2 separate regions of the Homo sapiens genome follow, and region 2 is linked to region 1. Evidence: read pairs that join two places in POLR2A ChIA-PET (ENCODE). Cell type or tissue: OCI-LY7. All regions are shown on one strand. Each heading gives the region's core, and the rest is flanking DNA. Links, peaks and the distances in the headings are about the cores only. Region 1 has its middle 57 kb from the start of PTGIS. Region 2 overlaps PTGIS (prostaglandin I2 synthase).

Region 1 (5,375 bases), core at 69-5,068:
ACCACGCCCGCCCCACACAGCACCCTGCTACGACTAGATGTGGGACTGACAAATGCCACTGTTTGACTTATTTCTAGGACAATGGTGGGTGGCAGTCATGTAGGAGAGAGGTCTCTGCTGTGTAGGGAGGCTCGGAGGTAAGGAATAGGTGGGAGTAGGGTATACATCTTCCACTGTGAATTCTAGGAAGAGCAGGGCCCAGGAGAGATGATCTGCTGGTTGCACTTCTACAGCCAACAACTCCATGGCCTGGGGAAGTCACTTCACTTCCCTGCAACTTCATTTCCTTGCAGTCAGATGGAGAGACAGCACTTTGGGAGGCTGAAGCAGGTGGATCATTTGAGGTCAGGAGTTCGAGACCAGCCTGACCAACATGGGGAAACCCCTTCTCTACTAAAAATACAAACATTAGCTGTACGTGGTGGCACATGCCTGTAATCTCAGCTCACTCAGGAGGCTGAGGCAGGAGAATCGCTTGAACCCTTGAGGCAGAGGTTGCAGTGAGCCGAGATCGCACCACTGCACTCCAGCCTGGGTGACAGAGCAAGACCCTGTCTCAAAAAAAAAAAAAAAAAAAAAAGCCAAGAGGACAGGGCTCAGAGAGCTTCCAGATAGCTGAACACACGGAGGTTTGTAAGAAGGTGAACAAGAACTCATCCACGTGCTGGGAGGGTGGCATGGGGACAGGCTCAGGACCCTTCCAGACCTCACTGTGTGTGTCTCATCTGGCTGTTTAACTGCGTCCTTTAAAAGAACCTTTGTCATAAACCAGTAGACGTAAAAGTAAGTTTGCCTGAGTTCTGTGAGCTGCTTTAGCAAATAAATTAAACCCAAAGAGCGGGTTTGGAGCTGATCGGTCAGAAGTTCTGGAAGCCTGGACTTGTGACTGGTGGGAAGGAGGGGACAGTCTTGGGGACTGAGCCCTCAACCTGTGTGACCCGAGGCTATCTTCAGGTAGACAGCATCGGAGTGGAATTGGGGGATGCCCCGCTGGTGTCCACTGCTTGGTGCTTGGGGAAAAACAGACACACATTTGGTCATGGAGATGTTCTGTGGCCAGGTGCACTGGCTCACACCTATAATCCCAGCACTTTGGGAGGCTGAGGTGGGCAGATCACCTGAGATCAGGAGTTCGAGACCAGCCTGGCCAACATGGTGAAAACCCATATTGACTGAAAATACAAAAATTAGCCAGGCGTGGTGGTGGGTGCCTGTAATCCCAGCTACTCTGGCGGCTGAGGTGGGAGAATCACTTGAACCCGGAGGCGGAGGTTGCAGTGAGCTGAGATTGTGCCACTGCACTCCAGCCTGGGTGATAGAGTGAGACTATGTCTCAAAAAAAAAGTCTTTAGTGTTGATTGCTGTAGTGTGAGAGCAGAGGAAAAACAGTTGTTTTTTCCACCGTCACAGGGGCTGTATGCAGTCTCTGTCACTCAGCTATTCAACTTCTCAATTCTGCCCTCATAGCTCAAGCAGCCCCAGACAATATGTAAACAAACAGGCTTGGCTGCATTCCAATAAAACTTTATTTACAAAAACAGGTGGGTGGCCGTAATTTGCCAACCCCCGAGTTTGGCTGAAAATCAATAGAAATGTGAACGGTGACGGAGGATTACGAACAGGGAGGCAAACCAGGGGAAAAATAACAATGTGTCCTGGCTAGTTCATCGCTATGTAACACATAATAGCAATAACATGGAAGGAAATCAAACCCCCTGAGGACACAAGAGTGGCTAAACAAGCCAGGCTCTGTCAACACAGAGGAAAAGGAAGTGCCACAAAGTGACAGATTACACAGGAACAAGAAATGGCAGGGCTGTGAGTGAAGACTGCAAGTGAAGAAAGGACACACCACAAGAAGGACGCGCTCATTACAACAGAACCCTGGGCTGGGCGGCACGGTGGCTCACGCCTGTAATCCCAGCACTTTGAGATTCCGAGGTGGGAGGATCGCTTGAAGCCAGGAGTTCAAGACCAACTTGGGCAACATGGCAAGGCCCTGTCTCTACAAATATATATATATAAAATTAGCTGGGCATGATGGTGTTACGTTTGTACTTCCAACTATTCGGGAGGCTGAGGTGGGAGGATCCACCACTGCACTCTAGCCTAGGCAACAGAGTGACACCCTGTCTCAAAAACAAATAAATTTTACATTCCTTGGTCCTCGGACATGGCTAAAGAGATCTAGGGCAATAGAGACACTACATTTTTGTGTCTGTCAATCCGCCTGATGACAGAAATAGAATAGAGTCTGGGTGCAGAGGGTCATGCACGTAATCCCAGCACTTTGGGAGACTGAGGCAGAGGATCACCTGAGGTTGGGAGGTCGAGACCAGCCTGGCCAACATGGTGAAATCCCGTCTTTACTAAAAACACAAAAATTAGCTAGGTGTGGTGGCGGGCACCTCTAACCCCAGCTACTCAGGAGGCTGAGGCAGGAGAATCGCTTGAACCCGAGAGGTGGAGGTTGCAGTGAGCTGAGATCGCGACACTGCACTCCATCCTGAGCAACAGAGTGAGACTCCATCTCAAAAAAAGAAAAAAAGAAAAAAGAAAAGAAACAGAATAGAAGTAAAACAGTTTAGTACTGAAATGAACTGTTGAGAATCTTAGCTGCCCCGTCCCTCTCTAACATCATATATACTGTGAAGTGCTGTTTTCGTCTTGTTTTGTTTTGTTTGTCTTTTCTTTGTCTTTCTTCCCAACTGGGACAGGGGACAAAGGACGCTGTTTTGCTCCCTGTTCCATCTCCAGCACCTAGTCCAGAATTCGGCATACTGCAGGACAGAAGGCAAGGGGCAGATGCTCAAATATTTGCTGAGTAAATGACAATGAACCTTCTCAATCTGAAGATTCCAGATGTAGGAAGAGCCAGACACCCCCAGGCTGAACCCACTCAGAAGCTGGGTGCTCTTGGTAAAGTCACATTTCTCTTATACTGTTTTCTCATTTGGAGAAGGGAGGTGGTAAAACTTTCCACATGAAGTTATTGTGAAGAGGAAATGCAGCAACATATGTGAGTTACCAAGAACAATGCTTCACACACGACAGGTGGTCGGTCAATGGAAGCTTTCATCATGGCAGCTTCACTGCAAAGCACCGTCTATAAATCTAAAGTACTCTTGCTATTTTTGTTGTCTGTTTTTTTTTGTTTGTTTGTTTTGTTTTGTTTTTAATGAGACAAACTCTTGCTCTGTTGCCCAGGCTGGAGTACAGTGTCGCGATCTCGGCTCACTGCAGGCTCAATTTCCTGGTCTCAAGTGATCCTCCTACTTCAGCCTCCCGAGTAGCTGGGACTACAGGCATGCGCCATCACACCTGGCTAATTTTTAAGTTATTTGTAGAGACGAGGTCTCCCTATGTTGCCCAGGCTGGTCTTGAACTCCTGACCTCAAGTGAGCCCCTTGCCTCAGTCTCCCAAAGTGCTGAGATTACAGGCATGAGCCACCACATCCAATCCTAAAGCCTTAACGCCTTTTTCTTTCTTTCTTTTCTTTTTCTTTTTTTTTTTTTTTTTTTTTTTTTGAGACAGAGTCTCGCTCTGTCACCCGGACTGGAGTGCAATGGCGCGATCTCGGCTCACTGCAACCTCCACCTTCCAGGTTCAAGCGATTCTCCTGCCTCAGCCTCCTGAGTAGCTGGGATTACAAGCGCGCACCACCATGCCTGGCTAATTTTTGTATTTTTTTTTTAGTAGAGACAGGGTTTCACCATGTTGGCTAGGCTGGTCTCGAACTTCTGACCACATGATTCACCCACCTCGACCTCTCGAAGTGCTGGGATTACAGGCGTGAGCCACTGCGCCTGGCCAAAGCCTTGTTCTTAAGACCGACCTACAAGAGAAGTAACTGGGAGCCAAGATTGCCAACCTTGCTGGTGGCAAGGCCACTAACATTCCTGTTGACAGAATAATCAGTGGAACCAAATACAAAGTAATAAACCACATATTAAGATTTGTTTGCCTATCATTGAGAAATTTTTCTTTTTTCACACTTTTTGGTTTTAGATCCACTGACTAATAAAAATATAGCTGCAGTGTCATAAGTTGGTCACAGCTGGAATGTATAGTCCAGATTTCTCTCAGCAAAATAATTTTTTTTTTTTTTGAGATGAAGTCTTGCTCTGTCATCCAGGCTGGAGTGCAGTGGTGCAATCTTGGCTCACTGCCACCTCTGCCTCCCAGATTCAAGTGATTCTCCTGCCTCAGCCTTCCGAATAGCTGGGATTAAAGGTGCACACCACCACACCTGGCTGATTTTTGTACTTTTAGTAGAGATGGGGTTTTGAACTCCTGACCGCAGGTGATCTGCCTGCCTTGGCCTCCCAAAGTGCTGGGATTACAGGCGTGAGCCACTGCACCCGGCGGAACTAGCATTTGAGTTGGTGTCAGGAGCTGCCTGTCAGGCCTGGGGTGTCCCAGTGGTCAGTGACAGCATCAAGGCCGCTGCAGATATAAATACAACATAAGTAAAGACAATGGGTTTATTAGGGTAAAGTGGCTTCAAGAAAAGCCTCCTATCCCAGGTGGCCATAGAAACTCTTTTTTTTTTTTCCTTTTTGAGACGGAGTCTCGCTCTGTTGCCCAGGCTGGAGTACAATGGTGCTATCTCACCTCACTGCAACCTCTGCCTCCCAGGTTCAAGTGAGTCTCCTGCTTCAGCCTCCTGAGTAGCTGGGATTACAGGTGTGCACCACCATGCCTGGCTAATTTTTGCATTTTTACTAGAGATGAGGTTTCACCACGTTGGCCAAGCTGGTCTCGAAATCCTGATCTCAAGTGATCCACCTGCCTTGGCCTCCCAAAGTGCTGGGATTACAGGCATGAGCCACCACACCTGGCATAAATCTGTAGCCACTGTTTATTGTGCTCGCTTTACAGATGAGGAAACATGCTCAGCAAGGAAACTCTGGTCTAGTGAGAGTTTGTAAATGGCAAAGTGAAGTTGCAAAGTAGAGATGTTTCCAAGCCACATTCTCATTTCATAATCCAATAAAATTCAGAATAAATTATCAAAAGCAACCTCAAAATTTTAACTTCTTGAAAAATAGCTATTATTTCTAAATGGCCCCTGAATCAGAGGAAAATCAGAACCAACATGGAAACTTATCTAGAGTCTTAAAAAGCAGACACTGTTCATACCAAAGTGTGTGAGACATAGCTAATGCTGCCTACAGAGGAAAATGTATAGCCTTAAAGACGTCTATTATTTTTAAAAATTGAAAACAAAGTGGATTAAGTATTTAACTTAAGAAAATAGAAAATATAAGAAGCCAAAAGGATAGGAATAAGAAATTAAAGGTAAACTATGCAATTAATGAAATAGAAAAAACAAAGTAGAAGTGATAAATAAAGTGAAAAAGGTGTTCTTTAA
Region 2 (5,375 bases), core at 283-5,282, 110 kb after region 1:
TAGGTTCACAACAAAATTGAAGGAAAGGTGCAGGGATCTCCCTTAGCCCCCTTCTCCCAATGCCTCGCCTCTCCATCGCTGGTGTCCCTCAGCAGAGTGGCACATTTGTTACAATTTATGACCTACACTAACACATCATCACACTCGGGATATTCTTTTATTCCGTTGGAATCTTCTAAATCATAAAAATTAAAAGAAACACAATCTGTGACCCCCATCCCTCAGGTCTCCCTTCTTCTGCCAGGCTACATCCTCAGAGGGTCTCCCCCTGGGGGATGACTACAATGGCCTCCAGTAGCTCTAGGCAATTTAGCAATCCCATGGAGGAGGGCTTCCCTTCCCCTAAATTCTAGCACAGCTCCCAAGACTGATACTCACTGGCCCAGCCCACGTCATATGCCCCACTCTGCGTGGATCACTCAGTGCCTCCGCCTGGGTCCCATGCCCACACTTGAAGTCTGGAAGGATGGGTCAGTCCTGGATGGCCCACATGGACTTAGACTTAAGAGGAGGTGGTTCTTTGAAGGAAAGTGGGGTGCTGTTACCAACGACAAGGAAGCGGATGCAGGCAGGAGCGGGCAGCGGAAGTCCCCCACTTCCACTGATGGGCCATGTTGTCAGGAGGCAACAAGAAGGAGCATGTGAATCACCAAGGGTGTGGTCTGGCCCGCAGTCAGTGCCTCCCAGAGGTCAGCCACTGCCATTCACAGGAAAGCTAGAACAGGGGTGGCACTGCTTTTGGGTCATGGCCTTTGGCTGCAGTAGGAGGGAATGAAGACAAACAAGAAGTGTCTTCCTGAGTAAACGGAGGCAAGGCTCCGTGGGTGAAAGCTCAAATTCCAGGGTGGCAAATTCAGGATCTCTTATGGTTGTGTGTGCACACACACACACACACACACACACTCACACTCACATCTGTGCAGTTGGGTAAAAGGCGGTCTTGGTCACCTCCCTAACTTGCCACAGCTTTTTCCTGCAGGCAGAGATAGCCAAGCGCCCATGTGTTCCACTCCTGCTTGGTAATTAATGAGCGGTGGCCCCCATCTAACCATCTGGGCCAGATAAAATGGCCTTGGCGCTGAGCTAAGCTGGTGTTGAATTATTTATCATCCGCATTTGCCTGGCTATTTAAGTGATGGACAGCAGGTGACCTTGCTGTGTCAGCTGGACCTGAGGTGCTGGTGGAACTCTCAGAAAGGGCCGGAGGCCCCCCCGACTTGTTTTCAAATCCAGGGGAGGGGCCAGTGGGGGAGGAGTAACCACTTCTGAGCACCTACTATGGGCGCAGCACGTGTGGGATTGCTTGCATTCAGCCTCACTGGACCCTTGCGTCCACCCAGGAGGTGGCAATGTTACCCCCAGTGTTGAGACCCAAAGGGGGACGTGACTTGTCCACAGTCACAGAAAGTGGGGAGCTGGGATTTGAACCCACCTCTACCTGGTCTCAGTCCAGGGATCTTCTAGCCCACCTCCCAGGCTGTCTTGGAGCTCCACCTCTAATCCAAAGGGATGCAGATGTTTATTTGACAAATATCAGTGAGCCTCCACTATATGCTGGGCAGTGGGTAGTGACCGGGGAGTACTTCGTTTTCCTTTTCAGTAAAAGGCCTAATAATGGCACCTGCGTGATGGAAGTATTGAGCAGAGGAGTGTGGTTCCTCCTGGCCTCACGGGCACTAAAGAGGAAGGCAAAATCTATCTCACCATCACTAATGCTATGGTGCATTTCTTTCCAGCCTTTCCCCATAGGTTTTTCTTCTGTGGTTAAGATCATGCAGCTGTTTTAATCTAACCTTCTATTTGGTTTAATATTGTAACATGAGCATCTCTCATGACATTGTACATCACTGTAGAAATGATTTGGATACAGCCTGGGAAACATAGTGAGACCTCATCTTTACAAAAAATAGAAAGATTAGCCGGGCATGGTGGTGCATGCTTGTATCAGCTACTTGGGAGGCTGAAGTAGGAGGATCACTTGAGCCCAGGAGGTGGAGGTTGCAGTGAGCCACGATCGTGCCATTGCACTCCAGCCTGGGTGGCTTCTGTTTCACTTAAAATTAGTGTGTCCATTAAAAAATTTTGAACAGTTTAAAAGGTATTTGCAAGGAAAGTCAGCCTCCTTCCTCCTTATCCTCTTGTCTTCCCAGCTTCTGTCCCAAGGTAACCTCAGTTACCCGTTTCTGGTGTCTCTTAGAGATGGTCTGTGCTTCTTTGGGAGGCTGTGGCAGGAGGACTGCTCGAGGCCAGGAGTTTGAGATCAGCCTGGGAAACATAGGGAGACCTCCATCTCTACCAAAAAAAAAAAAAAAACCTAGCTGGGTAGCACATGCCTGTGGCCCCAGCTCCTTGGGAGGCTAAGGCAGAAGGATCACTTGAGCCTAGGAGGTCGAGGCTGCAGTGAGCTATGATTGTGCCACTGCATTCCACCCTGGGTGACAGAGCAAGACCCTGTCTCAAAAAAAAAAAGAGATGGTCTGTACTTCTTCATGTATATTTCTCTTTAAACAAACACACAAATGGCAGCATGCTGAGCCACCACCCTGCACCTTGCGTTTGCATGCTTCTGTGTGTCTTGGCTACAGTCCCACATCGGTACACACAGAGCCAGCTTCTTTTTAATGACTTCCTGCATCACATCATCCAATGGATGGATCTTCATTGATCTCATTGATCTCTTATTGATAGACATGAGATTGTTTCCAGCATTTTTCTATTACATGAGCACTGCAATAATTATCTTTGTGCATATGTCCTTTTGCCCATGTGTAATTATGTCTGTAATGAAATTAGTGGGTAAACATGATATTTAATGATGATTTAATATTCCATTATTATGATTGAATAGAATAGTCACGGCAGACAAAAACCTTCCCCCAAATTGAGATTAGTTGGTATTCTTCCCATATCTGGATCACTAAAGGGTGCCATATACACATTTTAGCCACATACCAAAGAGCTGAGGCTAAAATGTGTATGAAAATGTTCAGCTAAGACTGAAGCCTTGAAGCAAGAAATTCCACTCGTTTTCCTAAGTGTTTATCTATTGGGAAGTTTAAATAATTTTTATTCATAGCTTTCAGTCATCAATGATGATTGCGGCTTTGTTTTATACGTACACAACACACACACATTTATTCTTCAAGTGACTGATAGAATTTGAAGATACAAAGCATATAGGGAACTTTTTGCTTCCCAAACTACATCAAGAATGATTATATTTGGAAGCAAATCTTTAGATATCACACCAGTTAGCTATTGTTGCATAACAAACATCCATAACAACTCATCAGCGGCATACACCCATCAGCATTTATTTAACTCACGGGTCTGTGGGTCTGGCTCATTGGGGCAGCTCAGCTCTGTCCATGAGTCTCTCATCCTCCTCTTGGGATCAGTGGGCTTGCCGAGCAAGTGGAAACACAAAGTCTCTCGCGGCTTAGGCGTAGAGTGGCTGTTCCTTCAATTCCACCTCAATCTATTGGCCAAAGCAAGTCCACGGCTGAGCATAAATTCAAAGGGCAGGGGAAATACGCTCTGGCTCTTGAATAGGAGGAACAGCAAATTCACATGGTAAGGAGCGTGGATTCTGCGATTGGGGAAGAATTGGGGCCAACAATGTGATCATTCTCAGATGTGAACAGTCTTAACTGATATACCCTGTTCCTATTACTGACACTGTTTTGCTGATTAGCTATGAAGATTACCTGTGTGACCTAGGATTAGTGACTTTGCACACAGTCAGGGATGCCACGAGTGGCCTTGAAGTAGGTATTTTGGGCCACAGGGCAGTTTTGGCCATGTCCTGAGGCTGGAGATAGACACTGGTCATGCCTGGGTGTTTGGCAGCAGTGGGAACCCAGGCCTACTGGCCCCTCTGTCTTGGCCCGAGCTGTGTCCCTGGCAGAGACGAGTCAGCTCTGCCCTCATAATGGCATAACAGGGGCCCTTCTCCTTGCAGGGGAATATGGGTCCCGCTGCCTTCTGGCTCCTGCTCTTCCTTCTCAAGAATCCTGAAGCCCTGGCTGCTGTCCGCGGAGAGCTCGAGAGTATCCTTTGGCAAGCGGAGCAGCCTGTCTCGCAGACGACCACTCTCCCACAGAAGGTTCTAGACAGCACACCTGTGCTTGGTGAGATCGTCAGACCCTCCAAGATAGCCCCTAAGACTGCGTCATCATGGACCCCCAAAGCCCTCCCCAACATGGACTCCTGTCTTCCAGGGTCCATCAGTGTGTCCTCCGACCTAGGGTCTCCCTAAGCCTCCTATCTTCACACACCTGGCATCTCCATACTCCAGCCTCAGCTAGGGGTCAAGTGACAGAAAACCTAACTTCAATTGACTAAGGTGAAAAGGTACTTTGAGACATGTCACTAAAAAGCCCAGAGGATTGGCTTCAGGCACAGGTGGATCCATGCACTTTAACAATGTCGTCAGGACTACTCAGTTCCTCTCCACCTCTCAGCCCTGTTTCCCACTGGGTTGGCTCCAGTCTCAGGCTGGCAGTAGCTGTTGGCAGCTCAAGGCTGACTTCCTCCTGGCTCTGTGAGACTCTGAATCTCTTACAGTGTTCCCACCAAGAGTCCCAAGACTGTGTCTCATTGGCTTTCTTTGGGTCATGTGTCCATCCTGAACCAATCACAGGGCTCAGAGGGATGCTCTGATTGGCCAGTCACAGCCCCATCCCAGGAGTTGAGCATAGAAGCAGCAGTCTAACCCCTGAGAATGAGAGAGGGGTGGACCCTAGAGGAAAATCAGGGGCCCGTTTCCAGAAGAGAAATATATGCCGGGCAGACAGGAACAGAGATTGATGGCCCTACTCTCTCCCCAGCCTTCTGATATCTCCCTAGCTCCCACCTTCCCTCACAACTTCTCTTGGGGTCAGACCTGGATACCCTCATGTTCAAACGTCTCTGAGGGACCACAGAGACCACATGTCATCGTGTGTCCTTTTTCACCTTGCTATGTGACTGTGTGGGCGAGGCAGGCACCCTCTCTGAGCCTCTTCATCTTCCTCTGTAAAATAAGAGCTGGGGTTGGCATATGAGCAGGTGAAGGGATAGCCCGCTGACTCTTCCTTGCACCTGCCCCATGCAGATAGCGTGCTGAGTGAGAGCCTCAGGCTTACAGCTGCCCCCTTCATCACCCGCGAGGTTGTGGTGGACCTGGCCATGCCCATGGCAGACGGGCGAGAATTCAACCTGCGACGTGGTGACCGCCTCCTCCTCTTCCCCTTCCTGAGCCCCCAGAGAGACCCAGAAATCTACACAGACCCAGAGGTAAATGGCAGGGGCGCCTGGTCATATGGGGTCTGTGGGAGAACAATCAGTGACTTTGGGATGAGCCAGATCTGAGTGGCAGCCTGGCTCTGCTCTTT

Evidence for each region. ChIA-PET counts read pairs that join two places held together with the same protein. Peaks named below come from ENCODE experiments on the same cell type or tissue, not always from the same donor. Only the 100,000 strongest peaks of a DNase experiment are listed, where the experiment ranks them.
Region 2: POLR2A ChIA-PET joins it to region 1 with 7 read pairs; 3 of 35 experiments call an interaction of 5 or more read pairs at or near these places.

Annotation. Positions count from the first base shown.
Region 1 is chr20:49,622,179-49,627,553 of GRCh38, reverse strand. No RefSeq gene overlaps it. Among named protein-coding and RNA genes, the nearest start is that of PTGIS, 57 kb to the right of the region's middle. RefSeq lists an enhancer at 262-331. In OCI-LY7, for the core only: no CTCF peak of the experiment used is centred there; DNase peaks (open chromatin) are centred at 1,753 and 3,013; H3K4me3 peaks cover 2,112 bases; H3K27ac peaks cover 3,308 bases.
Region 2 is chr20:49,512,982-49,518,356 of GRCh38, reverse strand. PTGIS (prostaglandin I2 synthase) reads left to right here. Exons shown (of 10, transcript NM_000961.4): 7 at 3,962-4,130; 8 at 5,096-5,277. Among named protein-coding and RNA genes, the nearest start is that of KCNB1, 33 kb to the right of the region's middle. In OCI-LY7, for the core only: no CTCF peak of the experiment used is centred there; no DNase peak of the experiment used is centred there.